Regions from separate parts of the Homo sapiens genome. Here region 1 is linked to region 2. Evidence: read pairs that join two places in POLR2A ChIA-PET (ENCODE). Cell type or tissue: MCF 10A. All regions are shown on one strand. Links, peaks and the distances in the headings refer to the core of each region. The heading gives the core; the rest is flanking DNA. Region 1 holds the start of MIR3921 (microRNA 3921). Region 2 overlaps CMSS1 (cms1 ribosomal small subunit homolog).

Region 1 (16,215 bases), core at 3,509-11,508, 65 kb after region 2:
AGGGCTCCTTCAGGGAACAGCAGTGTGGATCATGGGGCTAGAGCTTGAGGTTTTGGAGAGGCTGGTGATGTAGTGGAACAGGCAGAGAAGGGACCAGAGGAGATGTCAAAATGAACTGGAGATAGCTGTACTAGTTTGGCATCTTAAAGAATTTTGGCTTTACACTTAGGCAGTGGGAAGCTATTAGTTGTCTCTAAGCAAGTTTTCTTGTCTCTAAAATGGAAATAATGAGCTCTATACCACTGGATTCTTGTGTGTAAAAACAGCAAATTATCATGCCTTGGTAACTATTTGTTCCTTCATTTTTTTAATCCGATAAATTATTGAAATAGGTTATAAATGTAACAGAATTTGAAAACACATCAGGATATGATGGTAATTTAAAAAAAATTCATTGTGTAAATGTTCAAGTAGTTTCCATTTTTCCCAAACTTTATTTTTATTTTATTTTTTGAGGCAGAGTCTCACTCTCTTGCCCAGGTTAGAGTATAGTGGCACAACTTCAGCTCACTGCAACCTCCAACTCCCAGGTTACAAGTGATTCTCATGCCTCAGCCTCCTGAGTAGTTGGGATTACAGATGTGCAGCACTGTGCCCAGCTAATTTTTGTATTTTTAGCAGAGGCGGGGTTTCGCCATGCTGGCCAGGCTGGTCTCGAACTCCTGTCCTCTTGTGATCTGCCTGACTCAGACTCCCAAAGTGCTGGGATTACAGGCGTGAGCCACCGGGCCTGGCCATTTTCCTCAAACTTTAAATATTTTATTTTCTATATAAATATTAAAAAGAAGAGGAATTAAGTCATTTAATTTGTGTGTAGCTCTAATTCATTACATGGGTTGTATCAATTTTCTGAGCCTTAGTTTTCCACGTGTATAATTTCTTTAGCAGTCTGATAAATTGAATTTAGTAATCTGTAGACCAAAATGCTATAGCCTTTTAGAGATGGAACAAAATTAGTTGTAATAAAGATGCTTATTTTCTAACAGACTCCAATAAATAGAGCAATAATGAGTCTCCACTGGATTATCACATTAGCTCCCAGAGGACATGGGATAATTGTATAGAAAACAATTAAAGGAAGGGATTGTACTAATGTAATTTTTTTAGAATTACCCAACAGTAAGATTATGAGCATGGTTCTTGACTGAGCCCCCCAGCCCACTCAGTGTAGTAGGACTAAAACTCAGACCACTCCCATTGTACAAAGGAGATGCATTCAATGCATTCAGATGGCTAACATCTGTCACTTGCAGAAAAAAAGATGGGAGTTAGGCCTAGCTGTTCCTTTCACCTTTCCTCCTTTCCTGCCTCCCTCCTTCATTTATAAATTGTCTAAAGTGTGTATAGCATTATGCCTCTCAATGTTATAACGATTGGCTCCATCCCGACCTGGGTTAAGTTTAACATTGAAAAATTAGTGGTAGCTCACAACCTGCCAAGTACCGGAGAGAAGTAGTTCTTTTCTCTCCAAGATGTTTGACATCTTGGAAACGGCAGTTTCTGTGTGTTTTTCTAGTTAGAGTAGCCACCTTTACACACCTAGTTTTTGTTATTCCTCTCAACAACACTATGAGGTAGGTTTTAGGATCCCCATTTTACAGATGAGGAAAACGAGGGCTCCAAAAAGTTAAGTGGCAGAACCTGGATGTCAGATCAAACACTGTAACTCCCAGCCCAGCCCTCTTTACCACAGCTGCTCCTCAATTAGGCAGCCCAAGTGTTTGTCCCTACCCACAGGGGAAAAATCAAAGATTTTGAACACTAGTAGAAGCAACATTCTGATTAGGAATATAAAAGATTACAGCGTGAAGTGAAATAATCTCCCTCCTCACCTCCTGTAGGTCTTGCCCAAATCATTCTTTAGCATCTTCTTCTATCCCTCCCTCCTACAGTCTTTTTACCTGCTTCCTAATCATTAGATTGACATCTCAAGGTAGGGGAGAAGTAGGGGAGTCCAGAGTCCTGGTACTGGGATTGAGGGGAGGAACACTTTCACTTTCAGGGCTATTGTTCTTGCTTTCCTTTGTATGAAGTAGTATTTTCTGTTATTGATTTTATGTTTACTTACTGTCTGAATTGAATACTGTTAATTTATGTGCCCTTGGCTCTAAAGCTCTGGTTATATATTTTTGCGTTGTTAATATTTTTAATTGGTGTTTCTAAAGTAAATGTACTCTGTGTGTTTGGCAGACCAACAAAGTGAAATGTAAAAAGAGTCTATTTTTAAAAGTAACCATATAAGGTGAAAAGTCCCTTTTTGTGTGGGTGTGTGCATGCGTGTGTGCAGATCGCAGGTTTTATCAGGAACATATTCGTTAATATTTATTGTCACAGTTTACAGTGTGCCCCTTGAGTCCCTCTGGATTATGCACAGCCCAAATGACGTAACCTTGGAAAATGCAATAAATCTAAAGTTGGAAACCACTTCTAATAGGAAGTTTCTTGAAAGTTGTAAAGTTAAATTGCCTCTTCCAGGATGAGGGAGGTGGTGCGGAGAATGCCCGAGGGGATCCGGACTTGCCTCTTGCAGGTGTTATCCCCTGTGTTGGAATGCTGGGTTTGTGGGTTGGATTATTTTGTTTTGTTTTGTTTGAAATCCTCTGAGTATTTTTTTAACCCCAATACTCCATGGGGTGGCAAGCTTATATATATACCTTAAAATGTAACCTTTGATCATCCCTTTATGTATCTACAATGACTCTTATGCTATATATGCATACCCAGGAGCCCAGAAGTATAATTTAATTCATCAGAATCTTAACTTTGCAAGGAGACAGGCATTATGTAGTTCATTTTGCCAGCCCATGTGTGAACCCATCCAGTGACGTGCAGCTGAATACTGGTCAAAGTATCCCATGTTTTACATTTTAGGACATTCTTTGCCATATTATTTTGGGGAGCTGGAAAGGCTCCTGGGAACCGATACCTTTGGCCCTGGTGCCTCTTTTTGAAGCTACTTAGAATATTCTTTTATAAGTGATTTAGTCTAAAAAAAATTTTTTAAGAATATTCTTCTCCTTCCAAGACATTTGTAGATATTTAAAGATAATGACACCGATCTTGCCTTTCCCCCTTTCTAGATGTCAAACATCTTTAGGTCTGCCAACCTATTTTCTTATGTCATAGTTCGTTTGTACATTTGTAGAGCACAAACCGGGTATGCATTAGACACAGCTAGAAACTAGGGAAGCACTGAGGGACCAAGTAGTCTGTGATTCCTGCCCTTCAGGAACTTCTGATCTATTAATAGCAGAGTGGCAAGGGCTATTATAGGGGCCCCAAATTTAGCCTTGCTGATTGGGGGTTAGGGATGTCGGGGAAATTTTTCTGCAGGACACACCACACAAGCAAAGTCCTGAAGAGTACTATGAGTTACCCAAGGAAGCGAGATGAATGAGGAGAGGAAGGTATTCCAGGAAGGACTGGCTTGCTGGAAAGGCTGAAGGTGAGGGGATGCGTGGTGAGTTCAGGGAAGTGAGGGTGGTTCATTGTGGTTGAGGCACTAAGTGGGAGGTGAGGAGTGGGGAAAACAGATGCAGAAATGCTAGGGCAGAAACCAGGGCTAACAGTGGGAAGATGAGGTCGCATGTGATGGGAGAGTGGAAGATGATGGGCAGTCCTCATCAGGAAGGATATTTATTGTTCTCTTGGGAACATAATTACTATGGGCAACATAAAAGGTTCTGCATGAGGTCATTTAGGTTTTGGAATATTTTGTATATTATCTTTTGTTGTTAGAGAAAGGATATATTCAGTCATTAGGGTTAGACAGATATAGCTCTTTCAGTAGCATGACCATTTCTCCAGCAACAATATGTTTGGAGAAAGAAGAGGAAGAGATAATATTGTTTTAACATTCTTATGACTGTGAGAAACTTTGGTGGCTTTTATACACAGGATTATAATTAATAATAACAACAACAACAGCAACAAACACATATAGCACTGTAGGCCTGGTCCTGTTACAGTAAGAAATAGAATGTCCACATTAACTCTATGAGGTAGGTATTATCCTCAGATACAGTTAGTTTAAATAACTTCCCAAAAGTTAGAAAGCTAAGTGGGAGAGCTAGGATTTGGCTGCAGCCCCTAAGAACAAATTGGGAAAGATTTAAGTCATAGATGAAGTACTCTGAGGGTGCCTTAAGACAATGGCTGTAGCCTGCTGTTTATGGTCACAACTACATACTCACTGGAATGTTCATGGCCGAGATAAATAAAGCAAGTATTCATCCATATTTCACATGTTACTCACAGGCATTGCTGCATGGAAGAGATTGCTCTCTTGATGGATTTTAGGAGCTAGCCTGGGTTTTACCAGCCGTTGAGGTTGCTTGCAGCCTTAGTTTCTCTCCCTGCCTTCTGCCACTGTCAAAGAGGGTTTAGCCTGCCTACAGAGGGTAAAATAATTAGGATAACAGTGCACCAGAGAAAGTTCGAAATGCTCTTACTCTTAGGGAAACCTTTCCAAATCAAGCCACTTAATGCTAGCAACCATGAAGGTATAGTTGCCCCAGAATAGTGTGTGGTTTTCCACTAGCAGTGATTTTACCCTAGTGTTGACTGATCCCATGTGGTGGATATATGCAGGTAAGTGCTTCTTGGGAACAGAAGGGATGAAGATAAATAAGAGAAAGTTTGAAGTCATGATCCGTGGAGCCTGTGCTATATAGGAAAAGAAGTAAAAATAAGAGTGGGCTGTTATATAAGGATATAGCACAGAAGTAAGGGGCTGACGGTCTCTGTGGGTCCAAAAAGAAGTGAAGTGGGAGCAACTGCTTGAAAGTATTAGAAGGATAAGAAAGAATGTTGATTGAGCGGGATATTTACATTTTGTGTCAGAGAAGACTTTTAGCACTCCTCTTTGCCTTGATGGTGTTACCTGAATATGCATCCATTTTTTTTTTCTTTTTTTTTAGACGGAGTGTCGCTCTGTAGCCCAGGCTGGAGTGCAGTGGCGTGATCTCGGTTCACTGCAGCCTCGCCTCCAGGGTCCTGGTTCGAGCAATTCTCCTGTCTCAGCTTCCTGAGTAGCTGGGGATTACAGGCACACGCCACCATGCTCAGCTAATTTTTGTATTTTTAGCAGAGACAGGGTTTCACCATGTTGGCCAAGCTGGTCTTGAACTCCTCATCTTGTGATCTGCCTGCCTCAGCCTCCCAAAGTCCTGGGATTACAGGTGTGAGCCACCGCGCCCAGCCACATCCATTTGTTAATGACTTAATTAAAATGTGTCATAACGAAAATGATCAGTAGGCCAGGCAGGAGCTCCCAGGTACAACCAAGGTGAAGCTGATTTCACATGACTTTATAATCTTCAAGCCCATGTTTGAATATTTGAACATAATAATTGTTATGTGATTAAATAAAAACAGAGGGCATAGACTCGTTCTGTGGTGCAGATTTACCCTATAGACTTATATGCTCAGTAGGAAGTACATTGAGTTTTTATAAGCAGTGATAATTCTATCTTCCAAATCCATTACGCTTCAGTTAGATTTAATTTTTATTTATCAATATTTATCTTGATTAATGATCTTACCTCTAGCTAGGTTACAGGTTCCATGAGAATAGGGACAGTGTCTGTGTCTAGTTTCTCCCTAGCCCAGTACAAGGCATATGGTACTCAGAGACTTAGGGATTTCTAAGTCTCTTGAGTACCATATGCCTTGTACTGGGCTAGGTGATGTTTAGGATGGGTCCTTAAACAGGATCAAGGCCAAACCACTTACATTATAGTGAGGCAGTCAAGGTCCTGACAGGTAAGTGATCTGCTCAGGGCTCAGAGCTAGGTAGTGAGAAAGCCTGTGCCAAAACCCAAATCTCATTCCTCACTCTGTTCTTTGCACCATATCACTCTGACATTGAATCAGGTTCTTGTAGTGATCTTCTCTGTGTGTCTAGGGCCAAAAGGAAATGTGTTTCCTAAGCTAGAGCTTCCCAACCTGTTTCTCAATATGGCTCACAGAGAAGCTGGGAATATTTGTCTAGAACAGTATGGTAAACAAAGGAGGCTTTGGAGGGCAGCCGAAGAAAGAGGTCCCCTAGGAGACTAATGCCCAGAAACCTCCAGGCTACCCAAGGGGGATCATACCTTCACACACCTCTCATCTACTATGCTCCCTGTAACTGTGGAAAAACTCTTTCCTAAGTTAATATTAGATCACTTGAACATCAGTCCCATAGTGCACAGATACAATAGTTTCCCAGGCTTTAAGACTCTGTATAAAAATTGTTCTTCAAACCAAAAAGAAACATGATCCTTTTCATTGTATTTCTTGAAGTACCTGATATACTTAGATACTGCTGTATCTGTAAATAAATTATGATACCTTATAAAGTTTTAAAGGAAATTTACAAGTGTTATTTTCTAGTAATTACCTTGAAAGATTACATTGGTCCAGGAAAATGTTTTCTGAAGCAATGTTAATCCTACTAGCCAAGCATATCACTTAGTCCCCACTGTGAGATGAGGGATATGTGCTTAAATTGTGAAACAAATATATGAGTCAGGTATTTTTCCTTTGAGTCCAAGTGGTTTATGACTTTCTTTCCTGTGTTCTTTGTATATGTGGGAGTTTTATAATTTTTTATCAAGAATGAAAGGTTGGCCTGTGTTCTTACTGGTGCAGGCTGTCACATTTCTCTCTGTTGCCCAGTCAGGTGCTATGGCATGTGCTGCTTCTGGCGTAGTGTACTCTGTGGATGTACCAGCATGTTCTTCAAGGTCATGACTGATTTTCCAGACCTTTGGAATTGAGATAAATGTTAAATTTGTAGCTATCTCTGAATTTCTTCCAGATACTTTTCTTCATTTGTTTGTTTGTAGGGTAAACATACCTGATAGCAGCAATTTAAGCATACCCTTAGAATGACCATGTATGGCCAGTGCACCTGAATGTGTGTTCCAAGGTAGGGAATCCAGGAATGGCCAACTCGGAGATTCATTCCTTACTATGATAAATATCTGAGCCCCCTGCTCATCCTGTGGAACATGGGCTTATTGGGGATTAAGGCCCTGAGTTTTAGGTTAAATGAAGGTTACCAGATGGAGGTCATTAGGGGGAGGGTGTTAAATGAAAATGCTTTATAAACTGCATGCTGTTTGCAAGCAGTTGCAGTTTTCCTGCCCAGCCCGCAGCCACTGGCCATGCAGTCATGTTGTCCAGCCTGCCGCCACTGGACCATTTCTGTACATAAGGCAGTTCTCCTGTCCCGCCTGCCACCAGTTCTCCACTCTCTCCCCATATGTAAGCCCCTAGTAAACCCCATGTCTCATTTGCTGCCTCTGGGTCTTTTCTTCAGCCTCTTGAACCTAGTGCCTTCCCTGCTGAGGTTAATAGGGGTACAGCACAACAGTGTTGTAACACAGAAAGTGATATTTACAGGGATATCTCTCTCACAATATCTCTTAGGAAAGGTAAATAAAATGTTCACAACTTGTAGGTGAGTAATTCCTTAGATAAGTTGTTTCTTAACTTGGGAGGAGTTTGGGAAGGAACCTAAGCAGGCTGCAGAGGCTGGGCATGGGAGCTTGTCATGGCTGGAAGTTGAAATGGTCAACTCCAGGCAGATCTCCTGGGGCAAAGCAGCCTCCACCACCAGTAGCCCTTCCTTTCTGTTTCTTTCATAGCCCCACTGCTCCATCTGAAGCCTGAACCCTTCCAGAAAATTGATGGATAGATTTTTTTTTTCGGCTATATATAGTTTTAGAGGTTAGAACTAGATATAATTCAGTCTAGAAGATTTCTCCTTCCCCAGAAATGATTGTTTTTGTGCAGAGCCCCGTCAAAATAGTACGGAGACTTAGACTGAGTTCACTCATCACTAACAATTAACTTTATAAACATTCAACAAGTAGGACAACTATTATTACTGTTACTCAGAACCCTTCGCTCTGTATATACAGTTTGATTTAAGATGCCACATTTACATGGCATTTTCAACCTTCAAACTCTAGCAGATTTTAAAACTAGGTGGATGAAAATAGAATCATTCTAATAAATGTAGTGTGTCAGATTTGAAAAATCATTTGGTGAGCAGGATCTCTGTAAAGTTATATGGGCCACGTATACAAGACGTAACTGAAGAAAATTAATTCAACAGAGCATGCCGTACTTGAACGACTTAGAGATTTACTCGAACTGAACTAACTCAAGCTGGCAGAACTCCGAGCAGCCTGGATTGTAAAGTCTGGGTGAAAATAGATGGAGTATGCCTGACTGAACCTCTGTACTGCCCCACATGCTATACAGGTGGGGGATTGGATGGCTGTTAGGTGATCATTGCATTCTCTTTTGGATCCCTATTGAGAAGAAATGATAAGAGAGGGAAAGGATATGGGGCAAGAACAGTCTGAAAAAGAAAGGATAAAGTTCTCAGACTCTCTTCACACTCTAAGAAGAACTTTCTGAAAAGCTTGGATTAGGTCTGGCAATGGATATAATAAGCAAAGGACTCTTGGAATGTGTTCTTGGCTCTTAGCCCCACCTCTGACTTTGAGCAAATCAGCTGATTTCTCTGCCTGTAAAATAATAGTCCCTCTGATATTAATACTTACCTCATGAGGTTATTTAGAGGATAGTGTTGGTAATAATGCCTTGTGTTTACATCATTCCTTTCACAGAGAGCTCAAAGCACTTTACATGCATTGAGAGAGAAGCTTCTCGTGAAGAGTAAATAGAAGTGTTCACTTTTTGGAAATGAACTTAGGCCATAAGAGCCTGAATTTAATGCATTGCAGGAAGAAATATGGTACATAGTGATCCAGTGGGTCAACTGAATTTTTTGTTCCACTAAGAGTCCCCTCCTGGCTCCTTGTTTTGTGAATTGAGGAATATGGTGAGTCCCTACACCTGGATGGGAAATCCCACATATGCAATTGGAATGGTCTCTCACGACACATGCAGAGATTGAAGAACAGTCTGGACATTTTTTGATAACGTTCTTTGGGCCTTGGTAGTAGCTGAAAGACACCTGAGAAATCTTAGCTCAGAGCTACAGAATGACACTAATGGATCCCAGAAATAGAAATGTAGATGTGGAGTGTTTTATCTGTTTATTTCACCTCAATTCAACCAATACTCCTTGAGTGCCTTTTATATACATGATTTTGAGTGATGTGGAGAATGAAAGAGACACAACATGCTCAGGAAAGTTAACCTGGTATTAGCAAGGAGAAGGAGTAGGATTTACAAATAGATAAGTGCAACGGTATGTGGGAGTGTCAGAAAAGCATCACAGTACTTCAGCACATCTACTTGGGCAATCTCAAACATGTATTACTCATGTACCAAGCAGTATGCTGTTCACAGAGAGATACAATCTCTGCCTTAGGGATCCTTGGGGAAAACATGTACAAAGAGATAGTTTTAGCACATTCTAGTAAAGGCAGTGATCAAGGGCACCTAGCCTTACGTGGCAATTTAGGGAAGGTACCTTGGAGGATGAGACTTCTCCTAAAGTCTTAAGAATTGAAAAGAACATGGGAAGGGAATTCCAGGCTGGGAGAGTAGTATGTTCATACGCCCTCAGTGTTTAACCTTCTTTGAACAAAAAAATGGCAAACTACAGAAAGTTTGGTCTTATTGTAGCCTAAATTGTACTTAGGGGTACGAGTGAGAAACAGGGATTAAGATAAAGGACCTGTTTTGCTGTCTTGTTTACTGTTGAATAGTAGTATGAAGTAGGTCCTGAAAAACTATGTTTTTGGGGGAAAAAAAAAAAAAAGACTGAATGATATGTTGGGTTTAAGTCCTTGCAGGCAGGCTATCCAGGTAAATAAACATGGAAGGTGATGGGAGGTAATCTGGGCTGGAAATACAGATTTGGAAGTCACCCCATATCAGTGGTGTTTAAAATCAAGAGCAAATGAAATTGCACAAGGAGAATATATAGAATGAACAAATTACCATGGGTGAAGCCTTGAGTAATACAGACATTTAAGAAGCAAACAAAAGACAAGGAACCCATGAGGGAGACTGGAAAGGAAAAAACAGAGAAATAAGAAAAAATGAGAGGAGAGAATTGATACATTTTCCTCAGGTGTGGCATTATGGAGTTCACTGGTGTCTCATCAGAGAAGTTTCAGTCCAGTGGCCAGGGCAGAATGACATTGTGTCTTGTTTTAAAGTAAATGGGTAGGGTAAGAAAGTTGAGAAGGGTTAGCACAAACCTCTCTTTCAAGTCACTTGCCTTAGAAGAGAAGGAAGGGTATGGTTTCTGGGGTGCAACCCAGGTTCAAGAAGCAAAAAGAAAAAAAAATTCATTTGATAAAAGATTTAAATGGGTTTCTGGGCTTAGAGGAAAGAGTAAATAGGCACTGAGAATTTAAAGATTTAGGAAGTAAAGGGGATAATTAATGGAGCTCGGTCCTGGGAGTGCTGAAAAGGGGGGCCATGTGTGGAGGGCAGGGCAGGATCTTGACCTGGAGTAAGAATACCTCATCCTGTCATTGAAAGAAAGTGCACAAGGACAGGTCCAGGCATATCTAAGAAGGGGAGGGGAACAATATTGGGATAATGTATGTATAATTCTCTTATTGAAGTAGAAAATGATGTCATCTGCAGAGAAGGATGTAGCCTTGTTTGGGCTCTTGAGCAATATGACAGTTTGGTAACATTGCTTAGTAAAATAAGAGCAAGCTAAGCAAGAATGAGTAGGAGGTTGAGCCACGTTGATGGCCTATTTGAGATTGAGGACTGCAGATTTATATAGTTGCGTCAATCTGAAAGCTGACTTTTTTTTCCAGCTGAGCTCAACAGATTGGTCACAGAAATACAGAAGTCTACGTTTGAATTGATTCTAAAGATATTAGTGAAAGAATGGTTGAAGTAATGAGCCGTGCTATCCCAACTGGGTAAAGCAGTGAGGCCAGGAAAGAGGTCAAGGAACTATGGTTTTCCAGAGATTGGAGAGCAGAGGTAGTAAGGGCAAAGGCACGGGGAGCCTGGAAGGATCAGAGATTGTGGTCATCTTCACATAATGGATAGGAAGCAGCCCCACTAGATAATTAGTTGCAGGGTTTGACCTTGGAAATCTGTGACCATGGAGATGAAGAAGGTGAGGAATTTATAGTTTATTGGATGGCTTGTCTAGATGGATACTGAAGTCACTCATTGTCACAAAGGGTATGTTAAAGATTGTTGCCAAGTGCCCTAGTCATGAATAAGTGTTATGGAGGGACCAGGATATTAGCAGGGGGACATCAATGAGAAAAGATAATTGGATAATATGAAATTCAACAAATGAGGCTGTTACATCAGAGGCATTAGGGAGTAATGGTTTAGAAGCATTATAAAAAGGAATAATCAGTTAGGCATTGGCTTAAAATTTGGATAAGCCATATAAACTTGTTGATATTTGAGTATTTTGACATATAAAAATAGTAATTTCATATGGTTCAACCTCATACTTTGCGTGCATTAAATCATTCATTCTCACAACTACCTTCTGAAATGGGTTATCATTTTGCAGCTGAGAAAGTGAAGGCATAGAAATAATAAGTAATTTGCCCAAAGTCATCTGATAAGTTTTGGAGCTCAGTTTCAGACCCAGGCAGTCTGGCTTTAGAGGCTGCAATCACTCTGAATAGGGAATGCCCACCTTACCCTCACTGCCCTTCAGGCCTTCTGGTGTGTGAGGTGGATGAGACCAAACTCCTCTTAAGCATGTAATAACTGAGATAAATGCTGTAAAGGAAATGAATGTGGTTCACTAGTCAGTTTTGAAGTCTCATTCTCACATACTCTGTGCTTCCCCACCCTATTTGTGTTCGCTTTCACTCCCAAACTACTTCTACCTAATTGCAGAACACTTTCTCTACATTTTGCCTAACTGAAACCTAGCATATCCCTGCTTTCCTTGTAGTTTACTAGTAGATAAGTAGGAAAATAGTTCTAGACCTTGCATGTACAGGGTCACAAGAGTTTAAAAAGAGCAAGGAAAACCATTCAGTAAATGACAAGACATTCTGTATATGGGATATGAACTGGGCTGGGAGAGAGGTAGAGTACTTAAGAGAGCGTGCTACGATAGACCTCAAAGGACTTTTTACCATTCTAAAGACCTTAAACATTATACTATCTGCTACAGCCAGCCACAGAAAGATTTTAAGAAGCAAAATGTTGTGAGGATATTATAGATAAATGTTGGTGTGGATGCAATTAAAGGGAAAAAGACTAGAGGTGGGAAGATGGGTTAGGAAGCTGTTGCAGTCATTCATGTGAAGGAATAGGGCTTGGCAGTGCTCCTACCTGTGTGATTGAAGAGGAGGGGCTGTATTCACAAGATATTTAACAGCAAGGATTGGCAGGTTTTGGTGTCTCTTAAGAGAATATGGGGGCTGGGCGTGGTGGCTCACGCCTGTAATCCCAGCACTTTGGGAGGCCAAGGCGGGCGGATCACTAGGTCAGGAGATCGAGACCATCCTGGCTAACATGGTGAAACCCCGTCTCTACTAAAAATACAAAAAATAATTAGCCGGGCCTGGTGGCAGATGCCTGTAGTCCCAGCTACTCGGGAGGCTGAGGCAGGAGAATGGCGTGAACCCGGGGCGCGGAGCTTGCAGTGAGCCAAGATCGTGCCACTGCCCACCAGCCTGGGTGACAGAGCCCATCTCAAAAAAAAAAAAAAAAGAGAATATGGGATGCTGGAACCCATAAGTGAGATCACCACACAAGGAAAGAAGTCCATTTGAAAGGAGAGATGAGGAGTCCTCTTTTCTACATGTTGAATATGAGATGTCTGTAGAATCTGGGTAGAAATACTGGTATGGGACTCAGGAATGAGGTCTCACAGGAGATGCAGATGAAAATATGTTAGTATTGCTTAACCTCTCTAAGCCTCACTTCCAAAATTCCCACTTCCTCCATCAGCTTTTGTCTTGTAGCCACTCCCTGATCTAAGTTGGTACCAGAGTATAGGGACAGAGACCTGAGTGAACTGTGGCTTTAGACCTGCTTTCATCAGGACCTCACACTGTGGACTCACAGGAGTCTGTATGGTAGGGTCTAGGATACACACGGAACCTCAAACTTCTGAAAGGAGTCCTCTCCCTGCAACACCATTCCCATAAAAGAGAACAGAGTCGGTTCCTAGCTTGAATGAATGAATGAATAATGACGTTGGGGCCTCTGGATATAGATCATTCTAAAAAGCACCTATATACTCTTTTGGTAGGATTTGGTACAGGTAGGATTATGTAAACCTGGTTGCTGACCTAGATATATGTAGTCTTGTTGGGAAACATGGATTAGTCATAAAATTAGCACACTGACATGGAGTATAGTCAGCAAATGGATAAGATGGTTAAGTATCTATAATATAGTTTGACTAAGCAGTTAAGTGAATCAGTACGAATATTATTGAGAGGAACCTGGTTCTGACAGATATAAGGTAGTGATATTGCAGACATATAAAAATATAGACTGATATGCAAAGTGTGGGGAAAGATGTCATTCAAACCAGTCTTTTTATGGGCTTAATAAATTTGATAAGGGAATAGGAAGAAAGCTAGTCATCTCTTTCCCTTAGGTTGAAATAAACTTGACCCAATAGAGTACCCTAGTTTTGTTCATTTGCCGAATTGACTTAGATGCCAGGGATTTGCATGTGGAAAACTAATGCCATGGCAGGATTACTAGACTGTAAATTCATTAAGAAGTCTGATGATATCATAAACCGTGAGAAGCCTCTGTCTTGCAGCAGCATCGGAAACGTCCCCGTCCCCATTTGAGTAAGTGCTGGTAATCCATTTTATTTCTCTCCATTAGTTATTATAATAATAACAGATTGGTGACACGGCCTCATTTTCTGCCTCTAGTGCTGTCTGCTGCTGGGCACAGCTGCTCCCAGTCATTCTTTCCAGAGTAAATAACGGTTCATGTTTCCATGGGCTGTCGCGAGAGCTTTCTGTGCTTATGAAATGAGCCCATGTCACCACCCTGTTGGGAAAGATTGAAGGCATGGGCAAAGCCAAGGAACTGCATGGGAAAGCCAGAGCTTTACCCCTACCCTAAGATATGTTTTTTGCTCTTGAAGACATTTAGATTAACTGGGTGTTAATGATGTTAACTTCCATAAGTGTGAGGCAAGAAAATTCCATCACTTGGCATCTGTCTGATGCAGGCCTTTGGCTTTGGAACTTTTTCTTTCATGTTAGATGTAAATAATGAACTCCTTTGTTGTGAGAGGGTTTGTTACAAGGAAGTAAACACATCAGCAAAGAGCATCTTTTGATCTTCACACCTTTGGCAATAAAAGCTGAGAGCAGAAATAGGCCAGAGAATTTGGGACAGAAACCACTAAAAGCTCCCCTTTTATCTGTTCACAAAATTAGGTGCAGAACTATAGGAACAATGGATGGAATGACAATTATTAAAAAAGATGAAGGGCAAAATGAGGCCACCTGAATAATAAAAGCCAAGGTTTAGATTTTATGATCTGCTTTAAAACTCAGTGAATTCTCTGAAAAACTAGGAGCATTATATAGAAACATCATAAACAAAATGAATAAAAATTTTTTTTCTCTTCTTGTGATCTCATTAGTGGATGTTAACAAATTTTAAATATTCATTTGAGAATACATGTTATAAGAACACTGATTTTCTGTGTGTGTATGCAAAATTGCAAAAACTGGTATGTTTTAATGCCTTAATTATGTGACTCTTGTCTCATGATCATTAATTCAATCCTCTTCTAAACATCAAACCACATATTCATATAAAATAGAAATCTAAAATATGCAGTTATAAATACATATGAAAATTCCTCTGTCTTTTTTTTCCTTATTTTGAAAGTTTAAGCTTTATTGCCAGGTTTTATTGGTAGAAAACTAATGTTGCTTTATTTCATGAAAGTTATCAACATCCTCCCTTCAGATCTTATAGAATTTATACTCACATCCTATAGGTAAGTAAATAGATTGAGGAGGAAAACCACTTCTGTAAGAAGAATAATAAACACACTTCAAACTTGATGAAAAATAAATGGATCTGCACTCAAAAACCTATTTAAGCTCACTTTTTTCCCCCAGTTTGGGTAGCTTTATAATGAAGGCAGAGATTGGGATGCAGGTATCATGTTAGATGTTAAATACCTCTATTCCTAGGCCTGGTGTTTGTTGTTGGTGGTGGGTGGAGGGATGGTTGCTCTAAGTTTTAGGTGTTCTTGATAGACAATATATAATTGATAAATAACTTTTCAAAGATCTTGCATTGTTTTCTGTTTTATCCCACTGTTTCCTGTAACCCACAGTTCCAAATAGCTGGCTGAATTGCTGTGTGATAAAAGGAAATCTGAGACTAAGTACCAATTCCTTCCAAGTTTAAGAACAAGAAGGTTTTCTGAATATTTTTCAGAGGCAGACTGGGGAACTATGTTTCTTTTTAATGGTCTTTTAATTTGAAAGTTAAACTAAATCCTTCTAATTGCTTGTAGGTATTGGACAATATGAGTATTTCCATTGGATAACATGGAGAGGACAATTTATCATTGAAGGACTTGTCGTTTTTATCTTAGCTGAATAGGGTGCCAGTATATACAGTTCGTGCTTTCAAGCACGGGTTGATTTATTATGGTTTGGACCTGCAGTTTTTAGAAGGGATCACAACAGGATTTTTCTTTGTAAGTTTAGTAAAGCCCATTTCTTACCTTGTTGACTGTCACTATCAGGTCAAAAAACTTAGAAAGCAGGAATAAAAACTCATTATTTGGGCTGGGCGCAGTGGCTCACGCCTGTAATCACAGCACTTTGGGAGGCCGAGGCAGGTGGATCACCTGAGGTCAGGAGTTCAAGACCAGCCTGACCAACATGGAGAAACCCCGTCTCTACTAAAAATACAAAATTAGCCGGGTGGTGGTGTGTGCCTGTAATCCCAGCTACTCGGGAGGCTGAGGCAGGAGAATCACTTGAACCCAGGAGGCGGAGGTTGTGATGAGCCAAGGTCATGCCATTGCACTCCAGCCTGAGTAACAAGAGCGAAACTCCATCTCAAAACAACAACAACAACAACAACAACAAAAACTCATGTTTGGAGTGGAAAAAACCTGTTGTTTGATGACATGTAGTTAAAATTCATTTACTTATATTCAAATAAAGATAATAATTTAGTCCTTAGGAGATGAACATTTCCATATTCTCTTTCCTACCCCTTGGCATGGGCTCTTGTGTTTGCCATACCAGGTGGATTCAGTCCAAACTCTGTAAACCTGGG
Region 2 (16,215 bases), core at 4,218-12,217:
TGGAACTGCCAAAGGGAAAGAGAATGACATAACTAGCTTATAAATCAATCAGATTTTATCCTTGATCTAAACATAGGTCAAGTTCATGTCGATCATGTGGGCTTAATGGATTATTCTAAGTTATCTTTTACATAAATTCTAAGCGTACTATTGGCCTGTATTTTTCTTCACAAAGAAGATGAGGCCCCTGTTGGTGCTGATCCCCCAAAACAGAGCTGAATTAGAAGTGATCAGGACAGTGACTGGAGGAGGAGTGGCAATGCCTTGCTAAGATGCAAGCATGATGCTCTGTGTGTCTGTTCTCTCAAGTGTTACTGGGAAGAAATCTGGGGATTTTTAGAAGACACCTTTCTGCTTTCAGGTATCTCTATTTCCAGTAACAAAATTGGCATCTAGACTTTTTTTTTTTTTTTTTTTTTGAGATAGAGTCTCACTCTGTTGCCCAGGCTGGAGTGCAGTGGCGCAATCTCGGCTCACTGCAACCTCCGCCTCCCGGGTTCACGCCATTCTCCTGTCTCAGCCTCCTGAGTAGCTGGGACTACAGGCGCCTGCCACCACGCCCGGCTAATTTTTTGTATTTTTAGTGGAGACGGGGTTTCACTGTATTAGCCAGAATGGTCTCGATCTCCTGACCTCGTGATCCGCCTGTCTCGGCCTCCCAAAGTGCTGGGATTACAGGCTTGAGCCACCTCGCCCAGCCGGCATCTAGACATTTTTTAATAGGCATTTAGTAACAGTAACAAATATTATTGTTCATTTTATAGAATTTGAAGTCTTCTCAATCTAAGACTAGATTTTGGTTTTTTAAGGTATGAGGTTTTATGGATCTTTTTACTATCATGTAGGTATCTAAGAATTACATCATTTGTTTGACAAAAGCAGATAGCTAATTCCTTTAAAGTTAGCTATTTTAAAGTAATCTTCAATTGCTTTAATCTCAAATCATTTATACTCTACAGATAATTTATTTTTCTGTGATGAGCAGAAATAGTTTCATGCTGATTGAGAATGATTTTTGTTTGCCAGCATCCCTTTATCAAATATAGAGATACTTAAAAATATCTTTAGGTTTTACTTCCCTCCACCCCAACCCAAGACGTTTTGAAGGTAAAAAATCTGGCTCCCCCTTTGCCAAATCCACAAATATTTCTGTGAGTTGCTCTACAGTTTTCTTCTTTTTGAAGCTGGGTGTCAAGATATTCAGTATTCATTTATTAAGGACCTGCTATGTTAAGTGAGATACATTTTGGAGGAGGAAGGCCAGTTAACATAGAACCAGCATATAATAGCTTCAGTAAATTTTCTTTCCTCTCTGCTATGATACTCAAAGTTTTTTTGTGATATTGCAGAAAGTAAGACAAATCTCCTGCTTTAAGACAATTACAGCTAGGAGTTGGTTGGAGAGGTATTAATAGAAAAGGAGATAGGATGGTTAAAAACTAAGTAGATTGCATAAGATACATAAATAAAATACTCTTTCAGTGCTAAGGGAGAAGATCTGTATCTGAAAAGGTGTAAGAGAAGGTGGCACTTAGGAGTTCAGGTGAAGATCTGCCCCATTTGTTCATCTGTTGTGGGTGCCTAACAGGAGCTAGTCTGGTGCCAGGTCTGGCCAGAGGTGGATTCACTGGCCCCATTAGCTTTGTGTGCTGGTGTGCTATTTTCTTGTTTCCACTTTTAGTTGTCACCTTTTTGTTTTGGGTTGGTTTTTTGATACTTCTAAAGTCTGTGTTGCTTATTATTTCTTTTGCTCATGGAAGAAATGTAGGATAATGCTGAATTTACTCTGAATTTAGATCTTAGGGCAATTTGCTTTCTTACAGCAAGGAGGAAAGTGAATACTTTAATTTTTTAAATGTAGGAAGTTTACTATCTTGCAGAAAGACTGTTTCAAGATATTTCCTCATAAAAACGATATTATTAATTATGGAGTTGATTCCCAGACTAGCACAAGGAAGCTTACTCAACCCATAATAAAGCTGAAAACTCCATTTAGGTAACTGTGATAGTATGGTGATTTTGTAGCACAATAATAGCATAATTCACAAGGTTTATATGTACTCCTATTATTACAGTACGGAGTAGAGAACAATATTCTTGCAAACGTATAGAGTTCAAGCTATATTTAGGTCAGCTAGCTTTTTGTGGACTAGCTGGGACCCTATGTGTTACACGAAACATGATATTTAATTAACAAATGTGTTCCAGGTTCCCACTTTGGATTCCAGGTGAATACCTCCCTGTCACATCCATGGCAGCCTCAGGCCAACTAACCTGAAGAAAAGTAGCTCTGGAAATACTCTTGCCCTCCAGGTGCCATCCTTCGAACAGGGTGTAGGCTGGCTTTTTATATAGAGAGAATGTTCACAACTCAGGTGTTCATAACCCAGAGAATGCTTATATATATATAGTGGCCAGGATGGTTAAACTTAACTATATTTTATTCTTAGCTGTCTCAGGTTCAAGCATGATAGCATGTTCTTTTAGGCAACTTGCAGTCACCCATGTTCACTGCTGGAAAAGCTGAAAACATCCCTCTTTAAAGAATGAATCATAATCCAACTAGCTTTGCAGTTGGTCTCATATATTTAGTGAGCTTTCAGTCAGCAGGACTTTTTTTTTTTTTTTTTTACTATGTATCCCATAACATATGAATGGTAATATTTGTGGCTTATTCAAGGTACTGTATTTCCTTCCGCTCATGGGCAAGAGCTTATTTTTTGGCTGATCTCCTTTTGCAGAAGAGGCCAAGTTCCTGGTGGTGTTTGCTAGATATAGTTTAGGGAACTTAGTTCACAATAGCATAACTATGAACCCATGGTAATTTTTTTTAACCTATAGATTGGTTTTCGTATACCAAAAGGGGATAATCAGTGCAGATCGAAATAAACATTCATTTCTTATCACTGTACATGTAATACCACACTTCCACATGTTGTCTTCCTTAATCTCCTTCATCTTTGATGGAAAACCTCTTCCTTTTAACTACTCTCCATCAAGTTTTCTGTTGACTCAGGACAATACCCTAGCAGCCTTCACCCATAGAATAGGTGCCTCCTTAAAAGACTGGTTAAATGTTGGCTAAACTCTAGCAGTGATTGCTAGAAAAGAAAACAATGTTGATGTTTGGTCAGGGCTGGACAAAGGAACCCATCATCTATGTTTGGTCAAGCTCTAAGCTGTAAAGATAGTCTTTTTGTAGAGGAGACATGTGGCTCACTGGAGGAGGGAACCATTTGCTTCTGCAGGGAACTGCCACGGTTCCATATTATAAAGCATGAGTCATGGATGTCTTTGTGATTACACATCCTTCTTCACATATGTGGAATAAACTTTTAGAAAAAAAAAAGGAAGTTAAGGGAAAACAGAAGTGTGAATAACTGCTAATGGTGCTCTCACTGGCTCCATTCCGTCTGCTATTTCATGATACATAAAGGGAGTAGGTCAGAGATTCCTTTCCTGGCAAATAAGTGGCAACATATGTTTGAAACAGTGAATGGAAACTATAGGAGGAAAATGACAGGCATATGCAAAAGGAAGGCAAGGGAAAATTTGTTGCCCTAATGTTAGCCACATAATTGGTATGCTTTTCTAGAGAGAGGCTGTTTCATTTTAAACAGTCTGCATGCCCCATTAGTACAGCATTTCTGTGTGTGAAGTGTATATATTTTCTAGGCTTTGGGGATTTTGGTTTTTTTCATGAATGGTAGTCACCTTAAGCTACTGAGGCTTCATACAGAGTCCTTTGAGAGAAAGGTTCCCAAAAGAGAACGTAGTCAGGAAATAGGACCCTTTATTAAAGTAGTAAGAACAAAAAGAGAGGAAGTAGTTAACAACAACTATTTTGATGGGCTAAGAACAAAGGAACAGGCACCAAATTACTATCTTCTGGAGTGCTCTTCATTTAAATTATAATTCTACAATGATAGTGTTGATTCATTTGTTGCCATAGCAACCGAACCTTTGTTCAGTAGAGTTTTGAGATTCTATAAGGTTCCAGAGGACTAGGGTTTAACGGTTTTTGTTCCACAATATATTCATAAGCAATGTTGCCTACTAATAAATTGAAAGCACAGTGATTTTCTTTGAAAAAATAATTTTCATAACAAATCAGTGTATACAACGGGTGCTGAAGTCCATTTCCACTCACCTGTCATACATGGCTAATAAATAGAAAATGTATTTTCAGTCGCAAAATTTAATTATGGCCAATTGGAGAAAAGTGCTAGAGAGAATGATTTGTTTCTCAGAACAAATTTTTTTTTCTTTCTTTGCATAGAAATGATTGTGATTAAGAATATTGTCAACTTTTGGCCAAGCATGGTGGCTCACGCCTGTAATCCCAGCATTTTGGGAGGCAGAGGTGGGCAGATCACTTGAGGCCAGAAGTTCGAGACCAGCCTAGCCAACATAGTGAAACCCAATCTCTACTAAAAATACAAAAATTAACCGGGTGTTGTGGTGCACACCTGTAATCCCAGCTACTTGGGAGACTGGGGCAGGAGAATCGCTCGAACCCAGGAGGCCTCCGCGGGAGGAGGTTGCAGGGAGCCGAGATTGCACCATTGCACTCCAGCCTGGGGGACAAGAGCTAGACTTTGTCTCAAAAAAAAAAAAAGTTGGCTTACTTGTTCTATACCTTTGACAGTAAATACAGCTCAAAACAAAGCTAAGAAAAACAAGTGAAAGTTTGCCATTATATACCTCAACTAATTTGTGTTCATTTGCCTGACACCAAATTTTGAATTTTCTTTACTAGTTATTTTTTTAGATCTTGAGTAGTCTATATTCTCTAAGGCTTAATATTATTGCCAAGACAATGGGATGCCTTATGATGGAGTGCTGGGGTATCGTGTATTTGAGGAGAAATCCAGAATACTGAAAGTAGAAAACCAAAATTGTGTTTTTGAGATTTGGGAAGCAATGAGGTTCTGAGCTGGTTAGTTTATTATATTTTTTGTCATACCACTATCTCATATTTTACCTTGACCAGATGGGGATGTCCAGGATGGATGATGGTGATCATAGAGGGATTCTGTAAGAGAACTCCACTACAGAGAATCTCCTATAGTGTGTCAAAGCTTTCTGCTGAAATATATGTGGTAAAACAAATGACCACGAATATGTCCAGTGTTCATAGTTAAATGAAGTTTTCCATGTTTCTCGTCACCATGAATAATTGAGAACCAACTCTATTAAGAAAAGATATCCTACCTCCAATTCTGATTCCTCATACCAATGTTACATTTAATTTTCTCACATTGGTTTTTTTTTCTCCAGTTAGTCGTCAGAATGTATTTATTTTTAAATAGGCTTATCTAAGTTATTAGACTCTCAAGGAAACTTTCAAAAGCAGGCAGGCTTGGTTTAAATGTAGCTTATTTGAGGGTTTAGATATGATACAATATTTTTGTTGCATATTTTGACATTTTTGAAGGTTATTTGGAAAAAAAGTATATCTTTATATTGTAGGTAGCATTATTTTTAGAGCTGTATTGTAGGTGTATGGAATGAAAGATTGCAAACAAATTATACTATATGGAATTACACAATGACCAGGGCCTGTGTTTGTCTTGATTCATAAGCCCAACTTCATCTTTTCATTCCATTATAAATAGAAACCTGGAAAGATCAGCTAAATAAAAATTATGTTTTGTGGTGACAAATTTCCATCTGGAATTATGACATGCACCCACTCACACATTAAAAATATATGTGCAAGTCAAGCGCGTTGGCTCATGCCTGTTATCCCAGCACTTTGGGAGGCCGAGGTGGGTGGATCACCTGAGGTCAGGGGTTCAAGACTAGCCTGGCCAACATGGTGAAACTCTGTCTCTACAAAAATACAAAAACTAGCTGGGCATGATGGCGGGTGCCTGTAATCCCAGCTACTTGGAATGCTGAGGCAGGAGAATCACTTGAACCCAGGAGGCAGAGATTGCAGTGAGCCAAGATCATGCCATTGCACTCCAGCCTCGGCAGCAGAGCTAGACTCCATCTAAAAAAAAAAAAAAAAAAAAAGTGCATTTTTCACATCATCCTAGCAGTTTTGTTTTTGCTTTGTTTTAATAAGGCTTGAACTATTACATATGAATACCAGAAGAAGGTACAATTGAATGAGGTATATTGCATGAACACTGACTCTGAAGCTCTAATCGAAGTTTAGCTTTATTTCAAACTACTCTCTTATTAGATACTTATTAATACCAATCAAATTTCTGTTGCTAGTTTCATCACCTGAGAAGGCTGGAACACACATACTGAAAAAAAAATGTGGTTATTCCTCCTTATTAGGACCTCAAAGACAGCTACAGTGAATGTGCTTTGATTATATTAGATGGAGATTTTATGTGTGCATTTATTTAGAGACTTAAACTGGGAACTCATTTCTTTTTATCTAAAAATATCTTTTAAAAGAATGTAGTTTCTGATGTTCGTTGATCTTTATTTTGCATCATATAAAGAGTCTGCTCAGTTTTATTTTGAACAGGACACTTGGTTATAATTTTCAAAAGCAGATTTTTGGTTTCCAATACCAAGTTATTACACTTTATGGGTGTTTTGGTCATTTCTTATTATGATGCATTCCTTTAGCCTTAATGAGCATAACTAATGCACTAGAGTTAAAAATGGAAATCTCATATTTTAAGATCATATTGGAAATTATTCTACCTAAATCTTTTTACAAAGTTTTCCATGAATTATATTAATGACACAACTAAACAAGTTATTGTATATAAAGGATTTAGTTTTTTTGTGAGATCTAAATGGTAGCTGTTGTGATTGCTGTTGTTGCTTTTTTCTAGCAGTTTCCTAACCCCTATTGCATTCTTCAGCAAACTATTTCTAGGACAAAGTACTAGGAATCTGACATAAAGTACACTGTTCCTGAAATTGTTATGATAGATGCTTTGGACTCCCACCTCCTTGATTGTGATTCCATTATGGTCCACCTTCAGGGCATCTTTTCTTAATGCACATTAACTCCCAGGGTGATGAACCAGACTCCCTGGGTTTGCATGTTGAATTGCATAACTTCTCTGTGCCACCGTTTTCTCATCTGTAAAATGGGAATGGTGAGAGTACCTTCCTCATAGGGTTGTTATATTTAAATGAGTTACAAACTTTAAGTGCTTAGAGTAGGGCTTAACTAGTTAGCTGTTACTAGTACATTCCTAAGGTGCTAAATACGGTGTTCTGGTTCTACTGGATCTTTGAAATCGTATAATTCTGAGGTCAGAACCAACTTGTCAGGACTTTAGGATGAAATAAATATAAATGTATGTGAAAGCGATTTGAAAAGTTAGTATGTAATACATATCTAGAACAGTGTTTCACACATAGCAGGTATTCAGTAAATATGTATTGGATGAATTAATTTAAAAATTAAAAATATTATATATAATGGTGATATCATTAGTAAAATTTATGACTACAGGATGGAAGTCAAAACCACTCAACCTCCTTGAGTTTGAGACAGAATATTCAACTCATCTACATTGATGAGGTGCAAAAAACAAAGATGGTGATGATGAGGATATTAATAACAACTAACACATACCTGGTGCTTCTTGTATGTTAAACACTATTTTTAACCCTTTATATTGATATAAATTAATTCATTTAATCTTTACAGCAGCCCTATAAGGGTTATCCCCATTGAATAGATGAAGAAACTGAGTCTCTAAGAGGTCATAAATAACCAGATTTCAGATGAGATAGAGTGCGTTCAGGGTGGTATGGCCATAGACAAGATTTCAAACCAAGGAAGTTTGGCCCCAAATGCCATACCTTTAGCCCTATGTTATAACTAAGGTGTAATTTCATAAAAGTTATTTGTTCCAACCATTTCTTCACACACTTAATATTCATCAGAACTTCCATAAAGTACCAAATGGGCTGATCATTGTGTAATCTTCCCTCTTTCTTCTTTTCCACGCAAGTCTTAAGTGCTGATACTCAAACTGAGCTGCACGTTGGAACTACCTGGTGTGAGCTTTTAGCACAGTTGCTGTTTCAGCCTCAGAGATTCTGACCTAATTGATGTGCCCCGGTTATCAGGTTTTTTAAAAGCTTCTCTGGTGATTCTTACATGTAGCAAAGTGTTAGAAGCACTGATCTAAAGGAAAATGAAATTGGCCTAGGCCCTAGAGTATGCCTGAGGGGAAGGGGCATGATGGTAGTAGGATCTGGACCCTGGAGAATCCAGGAGTTGAAACTCAAGCCAGTTTGCTTTGCTTCTTATTGATAATTATGAAGGCAGGCAGGGAATACTGGGTGGAAATACTGGATAACATTTGGTGTGGAATTTACCAAAGGATTAAACTGTATACAACATTCTTTTAACTTGTTATTTAATACAAATCAAGTAAGCTTTAGTATTGCTTTAAGGATTGGGTCTTAGATGGTCATTACAAATCTTCAGGAAAGTGTTGTTTAGAAAAACAAAATGGCTACACGTTGAAATAGGATAGTACCTTCCTTTAGAGATGCCAACTTAATTGCTCCAATGAGAAGAGTAGTCTCCCTTTACTAAACTGTTTAGGAAAATTGATATTTATTTCTAATGTTTATGGTTTGTTGTCTCAGAAGATTAATGCCAAATCCTCAAAAATGTAGTGACAAGCGATGACTCATTTTAGCTCATGTCAAAACAATGCACTTTTGTAATTTTCCTGTCCCTGGAGAAGCTATTAAACACTGAACAAAATGCCTCAGAATGAAACTGATTGAGTGTTTCAAATTATGTACTTTTGCTTGGCTATTAGCCAGATGTTCGTCGGGAAAGCTCACTGTACATCAAGGCCTATGATTTGTGCTGACAATAATATTACATAGTTTACACTGCTTAAATATCAGCGATGTGTATTCTAAAGCTAAATAGTCAAAGTTCAGTCTCTTTGCATAATCAAGTTGTGTAACTCTACTCTCAGCCAAGTGATTTTTCCTTTATTAACTCTGGACGGGATGTAAGTAATGGGTAAGGTATTTTTCTCTGCATTATCTTGTTGATAAATAGCACAGATTCCAGCTAGGTTAGGAAGAGTCTCAACACACACACATACACACACATTTTTAAGATTTATACATTTGATTTTTTTGTGAGTGGTACCACCTGCCTTGTCCCTAGTAGAGCTCAGCATAATGTTTTTTGTGTAGTAGGTACACAAAATATGTGTTGCTGATAATGATGCCAATAAACAAAACAAAACACAGAGTGTTTTTTTCATTAATTTCCTATAATCTGCCAGTAATATATGAGGTCTTACAAGAATCAGTGTTAAGCCAACTATGTTTTATTTTTTAGAGACAAAATATTTAAATGATTGGCTTGCTTTCACTGACCTCCTAAGTAATAGAAATATTCATGATGTTATATTAGACATTTGTGGAGGACAATAAAATTAGTGTAACTGACTCTTAGTATTCGAGACATTCTTAGTACCATGTGACATTTTTTTGAGTAGGAATTTGGGGGCATGGTCTCTTGACAACCAAAAGTATGAGGTTACTCATAACAGTTTCTATTACACCCAGCACCTGGGAAAGAGTCAGTGCTGAATAGATATCTGTTGAATTGAACTGAATTGAACAGATATTCAACTCATTCTCATTTGCTCATGTTTTACAAGAAGCAGTTTCTCAGATGCATTTCCATGGGAGGACATGAAAAAAGGTAGTGAAAATGAAATACCTTCTGATTCTATGGCATGGTAATAGGAAGTTATCTTGATATATAAGGGTATCTAGCTGTCAGCTCATTCTGAGGAAATGGTGTGAAGGGTAGTAATTCAAACTATATCTGAAAACTATAGTTTTGATCCAGGGAAGAAACCTTGGATTATAGTCCATTGTTACCAGTAGACACTGGACAACCAAAAAGATTAACAAGTCAACAAAATGCTTGTCAGGAAGAGATTCACACTAAATCAATAGTGTGATCTTATTTTTTATTAAAAATCAGGCATATCCATGTTATGCTTTCTACTATTCTAGTTGCCTGTCATGGAAAAGGTTTAACAGAATTTGGAGGTTACACAGACAGAATGGTAATGGGGTAACTTCCATGTGAAGATAGTCTGAAATTTAGATGATAAATTGATAGATTAAAGAGGAAAAAAATCTATGAAAGTGATTTATTTAAAGCAACTAAAATCTATAAAATCATAAGCAGTGTGGCAGGACAAATACTCCTGTTCACCTAAACCTAGAACTGTTAGAATCTGAGGTTTCATGATTAAGGATATAAACAAATGGTCAAACTTCTGGGTTTAATTCCTTTCCTGCCCATTTATACTTTTGTGTCCCTAGGTACCTTATTTATCATCTCAGGCCTCAGTTTCTTCATCTGCAAAATGCTGCTTATAATAGTAACTCTCTCATAGGGTTGTTATGAGGATTAAAGTTTAAGAGAGAAGCACTTAAAACAGTAGCTGGCACGTCATAAATCTGTGTGTATTCATACATGTGTGTATATGTATACACATATGCATGTTTTTTTTTTTGAGACGGAATCTCGCTCTGTCACCCAGGCTGGAGTGCAGTGGCGTGATCTCAGCTCACTGCAACCTCCGCCTCCCGGGTTCAAGCAATTCTCCTGCCTCAGCCTCCTGAGTAGCTGGGATTACAGGCGCCTGCCACCACACCCAGCTAATTTTTGTATTTTTAGTAGAGACGGGGTTTCACCATGTTGGTCAGGCTGGTCTCGAACCCCTGACCTCGTGATCCACCTGCCTCGGCCTCCCAAAGTGCTGGGATTACAGGCGTGAGCCACCGCGCCCGGCCATGTATGCATGTTTTAAAGAATTTTCCATATGGGTTAGGTGGACCAAAAAAAAAGTAGGTTTAGAAGAATTTTGATAGATTTATGGATGATTCCAAAAATTGGCTGTTAGGAGTAATTCATTTTTTAAGCTTGCATCTTAACAGGACCCTACACAACATCCTTGTAGCTACCATGAGAAACTGGGACCCTGGGCTGGTTGGATCAGTGACGTGGCCCCCAAAAAAGTGTGTCTTTTTTTACTAAGATGCTTCATATAGAAAACTACACAATGCTCTTTTCTTATTTCTGAGGCAGAAATAAGAAATAATAGAGCTGTCGTCCCCTGCTGCTTCATTTAATGGTACTCATTTGTCCTAAATAAAAAACTCTTCATTTGGTAATAGAAAAATATGGCTTCAAGTAATAGAAACAAGCCCAAGCTAATTGAGTTAAGCAAGATCTCTGGCCAGGAAGAGTAACTGTTGAGATATGCATCTTGTTTTTCTAAGCAAACACTCCTATTTCAGAATCTGATTGGACCTTAAAATCTGCTTACCTGGTTTAAGCTGCCCAATTTTCAGACAAGCACTTTACATTTCTGGCAATAGTGAGTGTGATGAATGTTTTTGTTATTATTGCTCTTAATGATAAGTGTATGGCTTTCATTACAATAAACAAAGGTCTATAAGGGCCATAGGCCAGATTGTTTCACCATTAGAATGTGCTTATTTTATTTTCATCATTTGCTAGTATTTTTGTTCCTAATCTTGGAAGAGATCTTTCAGTAGGGAGAGAAAACATTGCTATCCAATCAAGTATTTGTAACCATTTTCAGTAGTAGAATCTGCCTGGCAAAAATTTATTTGGTTTCTATGAAGGCAGTGTTTTCAGCCCTAGCATTTTTGAATTATCAAATTAAAATAGAGCTTTTTAAAAATATATTTACTATGCTTCTTTAGAATAGGATATTCCATTAAAATGAGGTCAAAGAGCCTTCCAAACATTAATTCTTGTTATTTTGACATCTTTTTATTTCAAACATAGTAAGCCTTGAGGTTTCCTTACTTTTCTCTTTTTTTTGTTTTTTTGTTTGTTTGTTTTTACTTTTCTTTATGGCTGCTTATTGCCTTCCAGTCAATTTTAGATTCATGCTAATTTTACCCCATTATCACTGTAGCAACTACCTCCTTCTTGCCTCCCACACCCACTTCTCTTCTGCGAGACTTCGTTCTATCCATCCTCTTTTGCTCTAGAATCTTCAATCTCAGTTGGCTTTTCCCCCTAATTTCACTGTTTCTACAAGTGACCAGCCTCTCTCTTTCCTACCAGTCCTTGGCAAACCTCTTGAAGGAGTATTATTACACTCTTTACGTCTACATCCTCACCACCTTCTTTGGGTCCTTGAAGTCAGGTTTCAGTGTCTACCATTCTGAAGAAATTGTTCTCTCAGAGGTCATTGGTGGCATCCTCAGATCCAAAAGCCTTCACTCTGACTTCATCCTCTGCCACTGCTCCATGCCAGTTAACATAGTTGACTGCCTGGTGACTCCCACTGGTCTTTCCAAGTTCTCTTTCTGTTTCATAGACTGCTTCTTGTCTACCTTCCTAGATAGCTTATCCCCCTTTGAATGTAGGCATTTGCCAGGACAGGCCAACTCTTTGCTTTCCACAGTATTTCTCCCCTGGGACTATCATCTACTACTGTTTCAACTTCCCTTCTGTGCTGAAACTCCCAAATTTTTACCTTCACCACTGCTGGCCTGAGTTCCATCTAGTCCCATGTGTGCACTTACTCCTAGATATCTCACCAGTTCCTCAACCACAGGATTCCAAAGCCAAACTCTCTTGTCCTCTACCAGTCTTCTAATTGCTCTTACTAGGACTAATCTTCTTGTCATCAGGGCCCACAGCAATTGCTGGTCTAGTCTTTGTATGTCTTGCATCTTTAGAACATGTAACATACTCCATTTTACATCTTATAGCATAATCATTATTTCTCCATTTTTCTCGTTTATTGAGGTATAATTTATTTTTACTAAATGTGCACAAATATTAAGCATACAGATTGATACACTTTTACATATGTGTGTACTATATAGTCTCTATCCAGATTAAGTTATAGAATATTTCCAACTCTGCCACTAGCCTCCTTTGTGGCACATTCCAGTTGATATCCACTTTCTTACTGAGAGGTTGCCACCATTTGATGTCTATTACTGTAGATTAATTCTGTCTGTTTTGGACTGCATGCATGTGGACTCTCATATTAATGGAAATGCAACTTCATATAAATGGAATTTACATTGCCATCAGAAATGTATGCAAACTCTAGTTGCTTCACTTCTTTAACATTTGGTAATATCTTTTTATTTAGCCTTTCTGGCCAGGCGCAGTGGCTCATGCTTGTAGTCCCAGCAGTTTGGGAGGCTGAGGCAGGCAGATCACTTGAACTTAGAAGTTCAAGGCCAGCCTAGAAAACATGGAGAAACCCTGTCTCTACAAAAAATACAAACATTAGCTGGGCATGGTGGTGCATGCCTGTGGTCCCAGCTACCTGCGGGGGCTGAGGTGGGAGGATCGCTTGAGCCCAGGAGGCAGAGGTTGCAGTGAGCGGAGATCGCACCACTGTACTCCATCCACCCTGGGTGACAGGGCCAAGACCTTGTCTCTAAATAAGTAAATAAATATTAGCCTTTCTGGTAGGGCTGTAGTACTCCCTCGTTGTAAATTTAATTTGTATTTCCCTGATGATTTATAATGTTGAAACTCCCTTTCACATGCTTATTTGCATATTCTCTTTAAGGCCCCTTCAAGTCTGTTTCTTTTATATTGGGTTGTCAGTCTTATTTTTTATTAAATTATTGGTTTATAGGAGTTGTTCATATATTCTGTATGTGAGTCTTTTGTTGGTTATACATAAGCAAATATCTTCTCCCAATCTGTAACTTGCCTTTTCATCCTGTTGTTGTATTTTGATTAACATAACTTATTTATTTCAATAAAGTCTTACTTTTTTAACCTTTTATGATTGGTGACTTTATGTTCTTTTCAAGAAATTTTTAACTTCTTCAAGGTCATGAAGATAAAACTGAAACACAGAAAGGTTAAGTGGTTTGCACTAAGATTGTGGCAGACTGAGTTTTCCTCAAAACTTTAATTGTCCCCCTCTTCCTGGGTATATGGCTGCCCAACCAGACATTTCTAGCTTTTCCAGTACTGAGAAGTGGCTATGTGAGTTTGGATTGGATCATTGAACTATAAGTAGAAGAGATGGTCATCCCTAACTTGAAAGCAAGACACTTTTCATGTATTTTGCCATTTTCCCCACCCATGCCCTAACTCCCTACCATGCCCTATAACAGAGATATGGTAGAGTTTCAGTATTGATCATGTGGATGAAGACAACTCTGAATGGTTTCATGGAGCAGAACGACTTTTAAGTTTATTTAAATAATATTTAAGTTTATTTAAATAATGTTTAGATAATTTAAAACTTGTTTGAATAATTAGAGTATATTTAAACCTAAATAAACATATTTTTGGGACTCTTACTGTTATTTAGACTTCAACAAATACACAGAGTTGGTTAGCATATACTGGAAGCAGCCCTTCAACTCAGATCTTCAGCTTCTTGTACTCTTAATACTTTGTCACGTTATCATAGTGCTGATGGAATGGTGTGGAATAGTTATCTTAACTACCTATTACCCTTTTAATTTTCTTTTTTATTTTTTTTGAGACAGAGTCTCACTCTGTTGCCCAGGCTGGAGTGCAGTGGCGCAATCTCAGCTCACTGCAAGCTCCACCTCCCGGGTTCATGCCATTCTCCTGCCTCAGCCTCCCCAACAGCTGGGACTACAGGCGCCCACCACCACGCCCAACTAATTTTTTGTATTTTTAGTAGAGACAGGGTTTCACCATGTTAGCCAGGATGGTCTTGATCTCCTGACCTCATGATCCACCCGCCTCGGCCTCCCAAAGTGCTGGGATTACAGACGTGAGCCAACGCACCTGGCGTACCCCTTTATTTTGACATCTGCAGCTCTTTGCTGAACATAACATTGCACCCATAGCTTCCACTGTTTTTTCACATTATGTGTACTTAAGCCAAACCATATTCCTTGCTTTTTCCTGAATTTGATTGCTCTTTTTGCCCTAATCCCCTTCCCTTATGCTATTAAGTCCACCTATAATGATTTTTGTGTTCCCTTCTCTTTTTCTCCTTGTCTGAACTATGTCTGTCTTTTAATGTGCAACGCTAATGCTATCTGGATCCATTAGGAGATCAAGCCATTCCTGATCCCCTAATCAGTGATCACCTCTTTTTCCACCACCTGAATGCTTTTCTCCTCCTGAGGGCAAGGGCCATATGTGTGATCCAGTGCCTGGCACATGGAAGGAACTCAGTAAGCATTTTGAAATGAATGAATAAATGAACTAGATGATAAGTAAATTTTTCAGGTACTGAAACTGTGTATTGAATATTTGTAAATATTGATCTGGTCATGCAATGAGCATGGCCAAGGATTTTTAAACTGTCCAATTGTTTTTGTGTCTTCTCTGTCAGTGAAGTTCTAACTCGGCAGTTCTGAATCAGCAGAATTTCTGTGCTGTATCACTTTCATCTTCCATAACATAGCCCATGCAGCTGGATATGTCAGTACAAATTGCTGACATAGTATGTCCATTACCTAATTTGACCTTTTAGCAAATAAGACCTTTCTATTATAAAGTGAGAAGAGGTATATGTGGAAAAAGAGATGCTATTTTCTATTGAAGGCAGATGATTTGACTTAGACAACTATGTGACAACTGGCTTCACTCGTGTTCTCTTGGCATCTTAAAAGAACATTTGAACCATATTTGAAATACCATTATGTTCCTATCTGCAAGTTCCACTGTTGGAGATTCTCATTCAGTATGTTTGGGGTTGGGCCCAGGAATCTATACTTTTAAGTGTCTCCCCAGGCAATAATGATGATCACTTAGGTTTGGGAACCACTGGCAAAGAAGTGTTAAGAGCTCAGATATGAGAGTCCTTGAGGCCTAATTCTCCTCTCCAGTTACTAGCAGTGTGATCTTGGGAAAGTTACTGTCTTTGAGCTTCTTCAGGGTGATTATCTGAATATTATGTGGACAATAATATTACCTCCTTTAAAAGGTTGTTAGGAGGATTAAATGAGATAATCTACTGTGCTTAGCACAGTGTTTGACAGTAAATATTTAATTAAATGTAATTGTTATTATCACTAATTATCAAGTTATTTACAAGAGACCTTTCTTTGTATTTTTTGTATAGAATATACAAAATAGAATCTACCATCTACAAAAAAAAATTCCTATTGTGTGTGTGTGTGTGTTCTTTCTTTTAATGGGAATCTTAATTAGCTTCAGGGATTTAGTTAAAATTCTGTGTGAGATTACTCTGACCCCATTTACTCTTTGTGAAT

Evidence for each region. ChIA-PET counts read pairs that join two places held together with the same protein. Peaks named below come from ENCODE experiments on the same cell type or tissue, not always from the same donor. Only the 100,000 strongest peaks of a DNase experiment are listed, where the experiment ranks them.
Region 1: POLR2A ChIA-PET joins it to region 2 with 17 read pairs; 5 of 35 experiments call an interaction of 5 or more read pairs at or near these places.

Annotation. Positions count from the first base shown.
Region 1 is chr3:99,958,714-99,974,928 of GRCh38, forward strand. All of the region lies in intron 1 of CMSS1 (cms1 ribosomal small subunit homolog), which reads left to right. The region is part of intron 1 of FILIP1L (filamin A interacting protein 1 like); the gene reads right to left. It overlaps MIR3921 (microRNA 3921), which reads right to left and starts at 5,685; the gene lies at 5,601-5,685. The region is part of intron 1 of LOC105374010 (a long non-coding RNA gene); the gene reads left to right. In MCF 10A, for the core only: no CTCF peak of the experiment used is centred there; a DNase peak (open chromatin) is centred at 6,528.
Region 2 is chr3:99,892,765-99,908,979 of GRCh38, forward strand. The region is part of intron 1 of CMSS1 (cms1 ribosomal small subunit homolog); the gene reads left to right. The region is part of intron 4 of FILIP1L (filamin A interacting protein 1 like); the gene reads right to left. All of the region lies in intron 1 of LOC105374010 (a long non-coding RNA gene), which reads left to right. Among named protein-coding and RNA genes, the nearest start is that of MIR3921, 64 kb to the right of the region's middle. In MCF 10A, for the core only: no CTCF peak of the experiment used is centred there; a DNase peak (open chromatin) is centred at 8,697.